3 separate regions of the Homo sapiens genome follow, and all the other regions are linked to region 2. Evidence: chromatin contacts called from ENCODE Hi-C or POLR2A ChIA-PET data. All regions are on one chromosome and are shown on one strand. Each heading gives the region's core, a stretch centred on a gene start or an enhancer-like site at or near the end of the contact. The rest is flanking DNA. Distances are from core to core; before and after follow the strand shown. Region 1 has its middle 180 kb from the start of SALL1. Region 2 holds the start of LINC01571 (long intergenic non-protein coding RNA 1571). Region 3 overlaps LOC102723323 (a long non-coding RNA gene).

Region 1 (3,496 bases), core at 926-3,425, 440 kb after region 2:
GTGGGGGGCTGTTCTGGTTCTTCTGAAATAAGTCTCAGTGAGCCTGTGCACAGCCCCCACCAGGGGCTTTCAAGAAAGTGAGAAAACAGGAAAAAATGTATTTTTCACATCATCCTTGAAATGAAAATAACAGTGAAAAATAATTGAAACCTATGGCCCTTACAAAAGAATGAGGCCTTGAGAAATGGTTAATGATATCTCTTACACATAAAGTTTTTGAATTATACTTGATTTAAAAATATATATAATATATTTACATCTACTATACATATATATTTTTCCATATTTATATATACTATATATTTATATGCATATACTTATATATTATATATTTATATGCATATATTTTATATATTTATATGTGTATATTTATATATTACATATTTATATTAATTTATTTTATATATTTATATGTGTGTTATATATTTCTATGTATGTATATATTTTATATATTTATATGTATATATAATAAATTTATATGTATATATTGTATATATTTATATTTATATATTGCACATATTTATATATATATTTTATATATTTTATTTCTATATTGTATATATTTATATGTATATATTTAATATATTTATATGTACATACACACACACACACACACACACACACACATATATGTCTTTTGAAGTAGTTGAGGGCAATATGTAAAACAGTTGTTCTCAGTCCTAGCTGTGGAGTAGAATTGCCCAGGGAAGGTTTTTTAAAAATATTAAATCAGATGTGAATCTAACATGCAGCCTGTGCTGAGAACAGCAGGATAGTGGCCCTCAGAAGATAGGGCTCTAAGCTCCATCAATATTGTTGGTACATTGCATGATCTTGGGGTGAATAAGAAAAGCTAACTCTTACTCCTTACCATGGGTCAAGTGCTGTTCCAAGCCCTTTTCTCATATTGACAGTTCTTGAGAGCCTTTGAGGTAGGTACTATTATTACTCTGTTTCTCAGATGAAGAACCTGAGGATCAGAGAGCTTAAGTAACTTGCCTAAAGTCACACAGCCAGTACTTGACTGAGGAGGGATTTGAATCCAGGCAGTCTTGGGCTGGTGCTCTCTACCTGCTATGCATGCTTCCTCCCTAAAGGATTTAAGTATCTGTTTCTACATAGTCCAAATATGAATTAGTTTGCTCATCTATAAAATTAAGTAAGCTGAACTAGGTGATCTTCAAAGTTCTGTGGTTATAGGGTCTCTGTTTTAAAGACAATGAAAATGAGCCTCAGAGAAATGAAGTGTTTTGCTGCTATGAGTAAGCCAATGAATCAGAGCCAGTTCTCCAACCCAGGCCTTCTGAGTCCTAGTGTAGAATTCTTTCCCAATCCACAGTAAAAGAAGCTGGAGAACGGGTTGCCCCTAAAACATCCCAGGGGAAATTAAACTACTTTGTGAAAAGAACTCAAGTCCTAGGTTTGAAATGGCGACACAAATCTGAAACCTGTGTGCTTCCCTGTATCTTCTGGGAGATGGTCAAAAGTGATATCAATGTAACCAAATTTCAATTCAGTATCCATTGTTTGCAGAACCCTGATCTACATACTGTGAAAATAGAATAAAAATATATGGTTTTCTTTTCACTGGAATACACACACACACACACACACACACACACACAGACACACACAGAGGCACACACACAGACACACACAGAACGTTAATCACAGGGCAGAAGACAGCCAACCACACACCTCTGTGTCAGGAATGATGCTTCAGCCCAGTTCTTGACCTCTCCCTTCCTAGCATCTCCCAATAGAAGGAGGAGTTGTTTGAGGCAAGTGAAGAGTGACATTTATTAGAGGGTGTGGTCACTGTGTTACAAAGGCACAGGCTTTGCCCAGCCTTCCCTTGCAGTCCACTCCCTGCAGTGGACCTGGAGACAGTCTTGCCCCTCTGTCTTTCCATGTGCATGCTTGAGTGCTTCGGCCACTTTACAGGTCCCCACACCAAGCAGCCATCTGGAAGGTAACCAGATGTTCTGGTTTAAATCCCGAGTCCAAAACTACGATTGTCAGGATGCTGACTCCTTTGGAGCTCTAGAGCCTGAAGATATGCACTCAAACCCCAAATTTCCAGAAACTCTGCATTGCAGAGCATCCTCCCAGCCATCTGCTCTATCTCCACCCACATGTGAGTCATCAGGATGACTAATGTTACCCTGAGATAAGTAGCATGATCCTAAATGCACCCCGTGATGGCATCCACAGAATAAGCATTGAAACAGAAATAACGCTTCAGGTTTTGCCCTGGAAGAAGTCATATATCTCTTATTCACATCAATGGATGCTAACTTCCAGGCAAGCTCAGACATTCGACCTTAGATATTTAGATGAATAAGAAGGGTGGAAAGTAATCTCTTTTTCTGAGAAAAAAAGACTTGAAAAGGGAGGGAGGAGAAGGAAAAGGTGGAGGCAGAGAAGAAAGAGGATGACAACGAACAAAGATGAAGGCAAGAGGAAAGAAGAATTAAGAAGTGGTTCTTGGTCATACACCACCTCTTTAGAAATAGCATTTTTATGAGTTAAATGCAAATGAATAAAAAACATGTGGATTAAATTCCCCTAAAAACACTCACAGGCTTAAAATTTTAAAAGAAAATAGGACCAGTGCCAAATGCATTGTGGTCTGGGCCAAGCCCAGAGGGAGGTGCTCTGGCCTGTGTGCACTACACACCTGGGTTCCTTTGCATGCAGTGGGCTTTGGGAGCTGTGGGACCCTAAGGTGGCTCCCATACCTCACTGTCAGGTGGCCACAATTCACGAGTTCTCACACCATGGCCAAAGTGCAAGAAGGGGCAGATTTGGCTAGGATAAACTCTTGGCTCCCCAGCATAGCTAAAAATCTGAAACCAATTTCTTGATCTCTTCCCCCGCACTTACAAAAGACAGATTCTGAGCAAGGGAGGCGTCAAACCCAGGCTCAGCAATAGATGTGCTATCTTGATATAGTCTGAAGCCAGGCATCTGGGTCTCTGGTATGGATATCCTACAGATGTGTAAGAGCCTACTCTCACACACATGGGCATATAGATGACTTTTCTGTTGTTATTTATTTGAGACAGAGCATCTCACTCTGTTGCCCAGGCTGGAGTGCACTGGCAAGATTTCAGCTCACTGCAACCGCTGCCTTCCGGGTTCAAGTGATTCTTTTGCCTCAGCCTCTTGAGTAGCTGAGATTACAGGCAAGCGCCACCATGCCTGGCTAATGTTTGTATTTCTAGTAGAGATAGGTTTTCATCATGTTGGCCAGGCTGGTCTCCAACTCCTGACCTCAAAGGATCCATCCTCCTTGGCCTCCCAAAGTGCTGGGATTATAGGTATGAGCCACCATGCCTTGCCTAGATGACTTTTGACATGCAGTAGCCATCCCTTTTGAGCACTGCAGTGTCCCAGGCACTATATTAAGGGCTTTATCCACATCAGCTATGTTATCAAGAGTGGTTCTCAAATGAGAATTCTTAGGCTCAAGAGTTCAGTGACTTGTTCAAGC
Region 2 (3,918 bases), core at 921-3,420:
ATGAACAAGGACACTTGGTCACAGCATAGCCAAAATATAAGGTCACATTTTTGCCCTGAGGTTGGCCACAATATGGAATAACAGTTTTGCCACCAATCTTGAAGTCTCAAGATAGGTAACCAATGTAAGTCTTTGAAATAATGCATATTAGAGTATTTTAAGATTAATCTTTTTATCCAGATAAGATGAAATGGCTTTAGAACTTTTGCTTTAATAGGAAGAGGAGGCTAATTGGCACACTCTTTGCTTGTATCTAACTGTGTGCTTAAGAGTGTGAAATCACTTGGTAGAACAAAGTCCTTAAAACAATCATGAACAATGGTGATAGAAAAGGAAGCTGTGGGACTCCTCAGCCAGAAAAGGGTCTCTAGGTAAAGATTCACTTTGCCAGGAAACCTCACAAATTATAAACTAGTGGCATTTCCAGATGAATGGTATTTTACTTTATGGTTCTTTGAAGCACGCGTGAATCATTCTGAAATGATTATATGAAGAACTGGTTTTATGACGTGAGCTTATGTGGTACGTTAGCTCCCAGTTGGCTATCCTGGGGAAGCAAAGACAGTGTGGTTAATCGAGAGAATCAAAACTAAATTTCTAGACCTGATTTCTGACCCTAGCTGTGCCTCGAACCAGCTGTGTAACTGGGCAAATTACTTTGCCTCTGCCAATTTTGGTTTCCTGGCTAAAGATTTTTACTAGAGGGTCTCTAATAGGTTGCCAGGTTGAGAAGGAAAAAAAAAAGTAAGGAAGAAAGGAAAGAAGGAAGGGAGAAGGAAGGGAGGAAAAAAAAAAAACAAAAACAACACACAGGCATCCACTTAAATCTGAATGTCAGATAAACAAAGAATATCTTTTAGTGTAAGTATGCCCCACGTAATATCTGGGACATACTTACACTAAAATCAAACCACTATTCATTCTTTTTCTGAAATTCAAATGTAACTGGGTATTCTGTAATTTATCTGGCAACCCTAGGCCTCCAATTCTATAATTAATGATTCTGACTGTATTTGTTTCTAAAAGTGTATGAAGGAGAGAGAGAGAGAGAGAAGCAATCCCCTGAAAGCACTCACCAGCCGGTTGCTAGTCTGCAAAAGGACAGCTCATGGCATTAGAGTAAAAGTCTCTTTAGGCTGAGAGGCAGCCCTGGAGAAAACAACGCCCTTTCCTGATGACATAGGCCCCTCCCATGGCTGTCCTGAGAGCCAGACCTCTTTGTGGGCCTAGAGAGCTCTGTGCCCTGAACCGTCTCAGTGGCAGGCAGTGCTGTGCTGAGCGCCCTAAGAAAAAGCCTAGTCCCTTCCATACACAAAGACAATTGCAATTAATCCCTGTTGTGAGCCACCAGGCACCAAGGATCACAGAATCCTCACAACAGGGGCCTAAACAAATCATCCTTAGGTGGAAACCAGGAATGGATCCAGCCTCCCCTTTCTCCCTAAGTAATGTGGACATAGAGGGCATCCACCCCAACCTGTTTGTTATGGGACTGGGTAAGAGTGGGAAGATAGAGCAAGATAGAGAGAGGAAGAGGATGTGAGATGCTGGAAGTCAGTGTTGCAGTCAGTTAGCAAAAGGCCGGGTAGTTAGAATTGGGATACCGAGATTTCCCCCACAACCTTAAAAAATAATTGCAGGTAACACTTTATTCTGTGTTACAGTGAGGTCCCTCCCTTAAGCATAATGACTGCTTCTTTGGTCCATTTAGTTTGGGTCTTTTGCAATTTATCAGAGATGAGTTCCCTGGAGTCTGGGATCCCATTCAAAGCAGTGTGGGCGCACGCATAAGTGTGTTGATTGCATTTCCACAATCCTCAGATTCTGCCCTTGAGAGGGGCTGTCCCTCCACTGATTCCTGGAATGGATGGGCAAACAGAGCCCCAGTGTCTCCAAAAGCACTTCAGAATCCCCCTCACCACCACCGCCACGCCGCCAGGAAATGAATTAACCTGGACACCCAGACAGCTGCCATTAACTCGACCTCCCCTCCATAAAGAAGCACGCAGAGCCGGAGTGTAAAGAGGATATGGTTAGGATACGATGTTTAACAGAGAGAAAGAAAGGAGGAGAAACAACTGTTTGCTTTAGATGCAAATAAACTCAACTTCACCTTTAAAGCTGAAAACCTGTGCCCTTGGCAAGACGTTTGGGGACTGTTCCAGAGATATTAATCTTCCTCCGTTTACATGTTAAATAGATCTTTGGAAACGGTTTCTCCAGCACTGTTTTTTCTCTCCGGCACAATCTCCTTCTCTCTTTCTTTTTTTAGTACAGTCAGGACTCCCCAGCAGCGAGAAGCCCCGGGGGACGAAGGTGGAGGCACCAAGCCGTGTGGATTTCAGAGCCATCCGCGGCTGCCGGCTGTTGGGGCGGCCAGGAGTGGCCTGCCAGCAGATGGCGCTGCGCCGCACGTTATGGACCCTCGTGTGCCCGACCGGCTCAGGGAAGGAGACAGACGGCTCAAAGTTTCTAGTGCCATTCCTGGACTGAAACAAATGTTTGTGGAATTAAGTAGTGATTTCCTTTAGTGTGCGCCACTCTTACTGGCTGTGTTTTCAGGCCTAGATGTTAACATATGCCACATATTACTTTTTTTTTTTTTTTTTTCCTGGTGAAGTCAGGGGTTTCCAAGCACTCAGCCTCATCCTAAGTGTTCATGTCAACTAGCAAAGGTCTGCATTTTCTGATAAAATAACTTATAAAACTTCCATATTAAGAGCTAAAATGGTTTGGAAGACAAAGAAGTGCTGAGAAATGTAAGTAAACAGAGCACCTAACATTTTGTCTTTCTAAATAAACAAACGGGGAGGGAGGTGTTCCTTTATTAGGCTCAAAAATTACTCATGAGAGCGGCCAGGAGGAGATTCAAGGCATTCGGGAAAAAGTGTCTCTGGCTACTGGGGGGAAGGGGGTTGCATTATGTGATTGCTGGAAACACTGAGGTGCAATGATCATAAATGTAGAATCGTGGAGAAAATTTAGGATATGCTCGGAACACCCAAGGCACAGCCAGAAGTCCCTGGGTTTTCAGAACCCAGTTAAACAACAATGGGTTAAGGGTGATAGGAATTGCCAGTGCAATTGCTTCACCATGCCAAGTGGCTCCATTAGTTAGGGTTCAGTATGTATTTAATGTTGCCATAAAATCTGTCTTCTCAAAGTAAACAAGGCAAGTCTGTGAGCATCTCCGACAAGATGTATGAAGCTTTGTTTGGGATAATGGATTTGACATGAGTAAAAACACTGGGGATTAAATGGACCCAGCACGGATAAATATGACTAATTGTCATCTCCTCGTATCAGCGTAAACATCTCTAGCACCGCATACTAGGGAGAGATGGTGGAGCAAGGGGGTTTGGGGGCGATTAGTCACTGCAGAATTGATTCACAACTGATTGATTAAGCAGGGATGGAGGGGAACATTGAGGCCTTTCCTTCCACATGGAGGTGAATGTCGCGTTTTAGAATTTCCAAGCATTTCTTGCTCAGATTGAACTGTGAGTCACAGCCCTAAAGAGTGAGTACACAGCTGTTCTGTTGTGTGTGTACACGGTAACTTTGGGCTTCTTTTTCTTAAATGTTCATTAATCTTTTAAAACTGGCAGAATGGCCCGAGCATCTTTTACACAAAAGAACAAGATCTGAAGTCTTGTCATGGACTTTTTAGAAGTTTTCAGCAAGCGACTCAATTCCTGTTTCTCTTAATGTACATAGAGATAATATTTAACTTTCCTCACCTATGTTACTGCTTTATTTTGTAAATATCGCTATGTGGATTTCTTTTTCTTAGATGATGAATACATATATCTAATACTAAAATACATTTTTTCAAAGTAAGCAATATTCTCAGGCTTTGAAACTTTCTCATTTGGAGCAGTAATTATATTTAAGGTCATTAAATAATCTGAAAGAGAA
Region 3 (3,869 bases), core at 489-2,988, 350 kb after region 2:
GTCAGACCAGTTCTAGATCAGTGGGTGAGGGGTCTGAAGGGGGATAGAGCAGTAAATAAGGTAGCACAGGTCTCAGTCCTCATGAGGCTTAAGTTGCATTCAGTGGAGCATTCTGCTTTAACTCTTGGTTTGCTCTGATAAACTCATTGTTTTGCGGACCTTTGCTTAATGCGGATTATCTGGTTTTCTGGGGATCAGAATCATAAATCTGACTACTCCTGTCCAGGCTGGGAGGTGCACGTTGGTCTTGATCACTACCCCGGGCAGTTGCCTGCTGTGACCCCTGCTTCTTTTCTTCCAGAATGTATTAGGTTGATGCAAAAGTAATTGCAGTTTTTGCCATTGAAAATAATGGCATAACCTGCATTACTTTTGCACCTACTTAATAGAATACAAAGATACCCCAATCCGCTTAGGGGATGGTAGAGAAAGAAACAAAAGAAGGAGCACCTTGGCAATGAAGCTACAGAAAGGAGGGCTGGAGATGGGGAGTCTCCCTGCTGGAGAGTCTGCCTCTCCTTCTTTGCAGTTGAATTGAGGAGTGTTTTAAGCCTACTTTGTTTGCCATCAACATCAAAATGTCTTTCTTGATTGTAAACTTCTGGAAAGTGAGACAGAGAACATGTGTGGTTACGCAAATGGCCCTGTGATATCAGTTCACTATTCCCACAGCAGATGGCTGGCTATCTGTGGCCTGAATTCAATCATCCTTTTGAAATCTTTGCTAACTTGCTCATCCTTTCTGGGAGTCAGCTTTTCTATCAGTAAAATGAGAGTGTGTACTCCAGGCTCCTCCCAGAAGTAGCTGTATGGCTTTCTCCTGGGTCCCCTACCATGTGTTAGGATATTCTGTGATGCTTCAGTGAAAGTAGCTGGTGCTGCAGAGGTCTCCACTGGGAATGAGAAGCAAATCCTTAGGGAACTGTTGGTCTTCCACAAGCAGTGATACACACCCATGACTGGCACCCAGGCAAGTCTTGCCAAACCGCATCATGTTACCCGTTCATTTCAGGGCCAGGAGCCTTTTGTCAAGGAAGGTAAGGAAGAGCTTCTGACAATGACGGCCAAGTTCTCGTTGACTCAAGTTTCAATCTTCACACTGATTTCTATTCTCATTATTTAATTTCCTCCTCATCAGACAGAATTAAATACCAAATACCATTCCCAGGTCTTCTAAAGTCCAATTGCCCAAATGCTTTGTTTCCAACTTACATAAAAGTTTAAATTTCCTCTTCCCTTGCTCAAATTTCTGCCAAAACAGTCATCAGCAATGAAATTTTTGAAGATAATTAGCACATCAGATGTCTGTAATAAGCTAATCATGTATTTCTTGGATTGTACTTCTCTGGTTAGCTGTTATTAATCACAAATATTATTCATGTCATTTGAAATATTCCTGTTGGCGGATGTTTTCATCCTTGAAGAATTCCAGCTAAAAGTCTTTAGCTACGGATGCAGACCCTTCCCCCCACTCCAGCCCCACCCAACCGTGAGAGGCAAGATTCAATCGTGTCTTGTTGAACAGGGTTAACCTTCAGGGGAAACAGCATTAAGGGAAGTAATTATCCATTCACACTGAGCTGGCTACAAATAAAGTGAGAAAATCACCTTCTCAGAACTCACATGAAAAACATAATGTAGTTAATATTAAATAAAGGGATTGGGTAACCTGGCCTCTTTTTACAGTGTGTGCTTATGTGTCCTTGATCAGGGGCTGTTTTGTTTATGATTAATGAATGACTCACCTTGGGCTGTGTTCCGTTCAATGCATACCTCATTATGAATTTGAAGAGGTCATTTCTTTCTTGGATTTAAAATAAGAATCTCTTTGTACATTCAGAAAGTTAAGAGTTTGATATTGGTGAAAAATTAGGGCAAAAAGAACTGGGGGGCATTTGCTTTGGGTTATTTCTGTTGTTGTTGCTGTTGTTGTTGTTCTCATTGTTGGCTTATAATGTTCAGAATTTGGAGAAAAATTCTAAGCCCGGGCTCTCATTTTAAAGTAGATCCTAAAATTATGTGGCTTAGGCTCAACTTATCTGTGGCAGTAGTACTGCCCTACAGTGCTGTGAATCAGAAGGGCTTGATGTCTCACCTCATAAGGGCTGTCCAGGCTGCTCCAGGAGGGGCTTGTGGAGGGGGGTTCAAATGGCACAAACATAAATTAAAAAGAAACAAAATCTGAGGCCCCAGTATTCAGAAAGGGCATATAGTCCAGCAGCCTCTCTTTTAATGTCTTCTTTTTTCTTTAAAGCTGTGTTTTCTGTTCATTACAGTTTAATTTCATTTATACTTAATGTCAGAATGAGTAGTAGATTGCAATGTAATTTACCAAACCCTACAAAACCCAATTTTGATGCAGAAGGTCATAACTGGGTTAAAAACTGTATGTGTATGCCTATTTTTTTTTCACAAGATCCCTGACAAAGCCATCTGATAAGAAAATATGTATCTCTTTGTCATTTTATATATGTAAGTGCATGCACATGCACAAACATACACACCAAGCACACCCACAAACACATATATCAGAGGAAGATAGATGATAGATAGGCAGATATCAATCTGCAAGTATAGATTTTGTTTTTTAATTAAGACAAGAGGGTTACTACCCAGGAGAGGGAACTTCTATGTTTGAGACACAGCCCCAAGGTGGTAGGAGGTGAACACTTTCAGAATGACCATCATTTCCACCTGTGCACACACAAACATGTGGTTTGACCACCGGTGGGCCCCACCACAACTCAGTTAATGATCTTTCCACAGGGGTATGTGTGTTCACTGTGCATCCAAATGAGGGCTTGTCACGCAGAAATAAAAGCACATGCACAAACAGGCCTTGGCAGTTGACTAAGGATACCCACTTCACGGTAGACATAGTTCATTAGTCACCTAGCCAGCTTTTTAAAAAAGTCAAGTTATTTCTTTATGTGTGAGAGAAACTATGTCCTTTGATCATAGCCGTTAAGATGGGATTAAATAACAGCAAATCTCAGAGACCCAAGCATTACTCCTGGCTCTATCATTAACTGGCCATGTGACCTTGGGCAGGTCATTTTCCCTCACTGGGCATCCGGGGCTGTTTCTGTAAAAGGAAGGCTTTGGACTAGGTAGACCTTAACATTGTTCCTTAACATCAATGTTCTATGATTTTTTTCCTAGTAATTATGCCCTTCCCATCAATATTCTATGATTCTGTTAAAATACAAGAATAGCTGACACAACATAGGAAACACCTCCACCTCAAAATGTCGTCTTGGTGGATGTCTTGCTGTTTCACAAATTAAAAGCAGAAGATCAATGTCTTTCTTGTCTTTCATCATAACCGCCATCTGTCTCTCAGGCCTATGAGCACCTACCACACACTAAGTACATTCAGGTTTTGTTGGTTACTCTCATGAAGTACGGTCATGGTAGAGTACCAGACAGGCCACTTAAATGACAACAAACAAATATAGTTTCTACAGCTAGAAATATAACTCTCTTTTATTTTCTAACTTCACCATGAAAACATGATAACTGGAATTGTGTGACTGCTAAGGAAAACACCAAGCATAATCTTTTCAGAGATTTTTTTTTTTTTTTTTTGAGACAGGGTCTCTCTGTCACTCAGGCTGGAGTGCAGTGGTGCATTCATGGCTCACTACAGACTTGACCTTCTTGGCTGAAGCAATCATCCCACCTCAGCCTCCCAAATAGTTGGACTACAGGAACACACCACCATGCCTGGCTAATTTTTGTATTTTTTTTTTTGGAAAGCTGGGGTCTCACTGTGCTGTCCAGGCTGGTCTCAAACTCCTGAGCTCAAATGATCCACCCACCTCAGCCTCCCAAAGTGTTAAGATTACAGGTGCGAGCCACTGCACCCA

What was found. A loop is a pair of places that touch in the nucleus more often than their neighbours do. ChIA-PET counts read pairs that join two places held with the same protein, here RNA polymerase II (POLR2A). Pooled maps may share reads with other maps.
Region 1: a pooled map shows a loop between it and region 2 (2.5-fold over the local background). The contact joins the enhancer-like site here to the promoter of LINC01571 in region 2. A Hi-C loop is called at or near these places in 2 of 168 maps with a recorded cell type or tissue (head of caudate nucleus and mammary epithelial cell) and 2 of 50 pooled maps. POLR2A ChIA-PET finds 5 or more read pairs at or near these places in 1 of 52 experiments (Panc1).
Region 3: a map with no recorded cell type shows a loop between it and region 2 (17-fold over the local background). The contact joins the enhancer-like site here to the promoter of LINC01571 in region 2. A Hi-C loop is called at or near these places in 6 of 37 single-sample maps with no recorded cell type and 2 of 50 pooled maps. POLR2A ChIA-PET finds 5 or more read pairs at or near these places in 1 of 52 experiments (OCI-LY7).

The regions. Positions count from the first base shown.
Region 1 is chr16:51,324,995-51,328,490 of GRCh38, reverse strand. No RefSeq gene overlaps it. Among named protein-coding and RNA genes, the nearest start is that of SALL1, 180 kb to the right of the region's middle. Within about 2 kb of position 2,175, at least 3 of the 41 ENCODE cell types and tissues checked have a DNase peak (open chromatin) inside an H3K27ac peak, as active enhancers do; they include mammary epithelial cell, where a contact is called at or near this core.
Region 2 is chr16:51,760,771-51,764,688 of GRCh38, reverse strand. LINC01571 (long intergenic non-protein coding RNA 1571) reads right to left here and starts at 2,170. Exons shown (of 3, transcript NR_110916.1): 1 at 2,114-2,170. LOC105371257 (a long non-coding RNA gene) reads left to right here. Exons shown (of 4, transcript XR_001752182.1): 3 at 2,273-2,759.
Region 3 is chr16:51,406,305-51,410,173 of GRCh38, reverse strand. All of the region lies in intron 2 of LOC102723323 (a long non-coding RNA gene), which reads left to right. Among named protein-coding and RNA genes, the nearest start is that of HNRNPA1L3, 240 kb to the left of the region's middle. Within about 2 kb of position 1,738, at least 3 of the 41 ENCODE cell types and tissues checked have a DNase peak (open chromatin) inside an H3K27ac peak, as active enhancers do.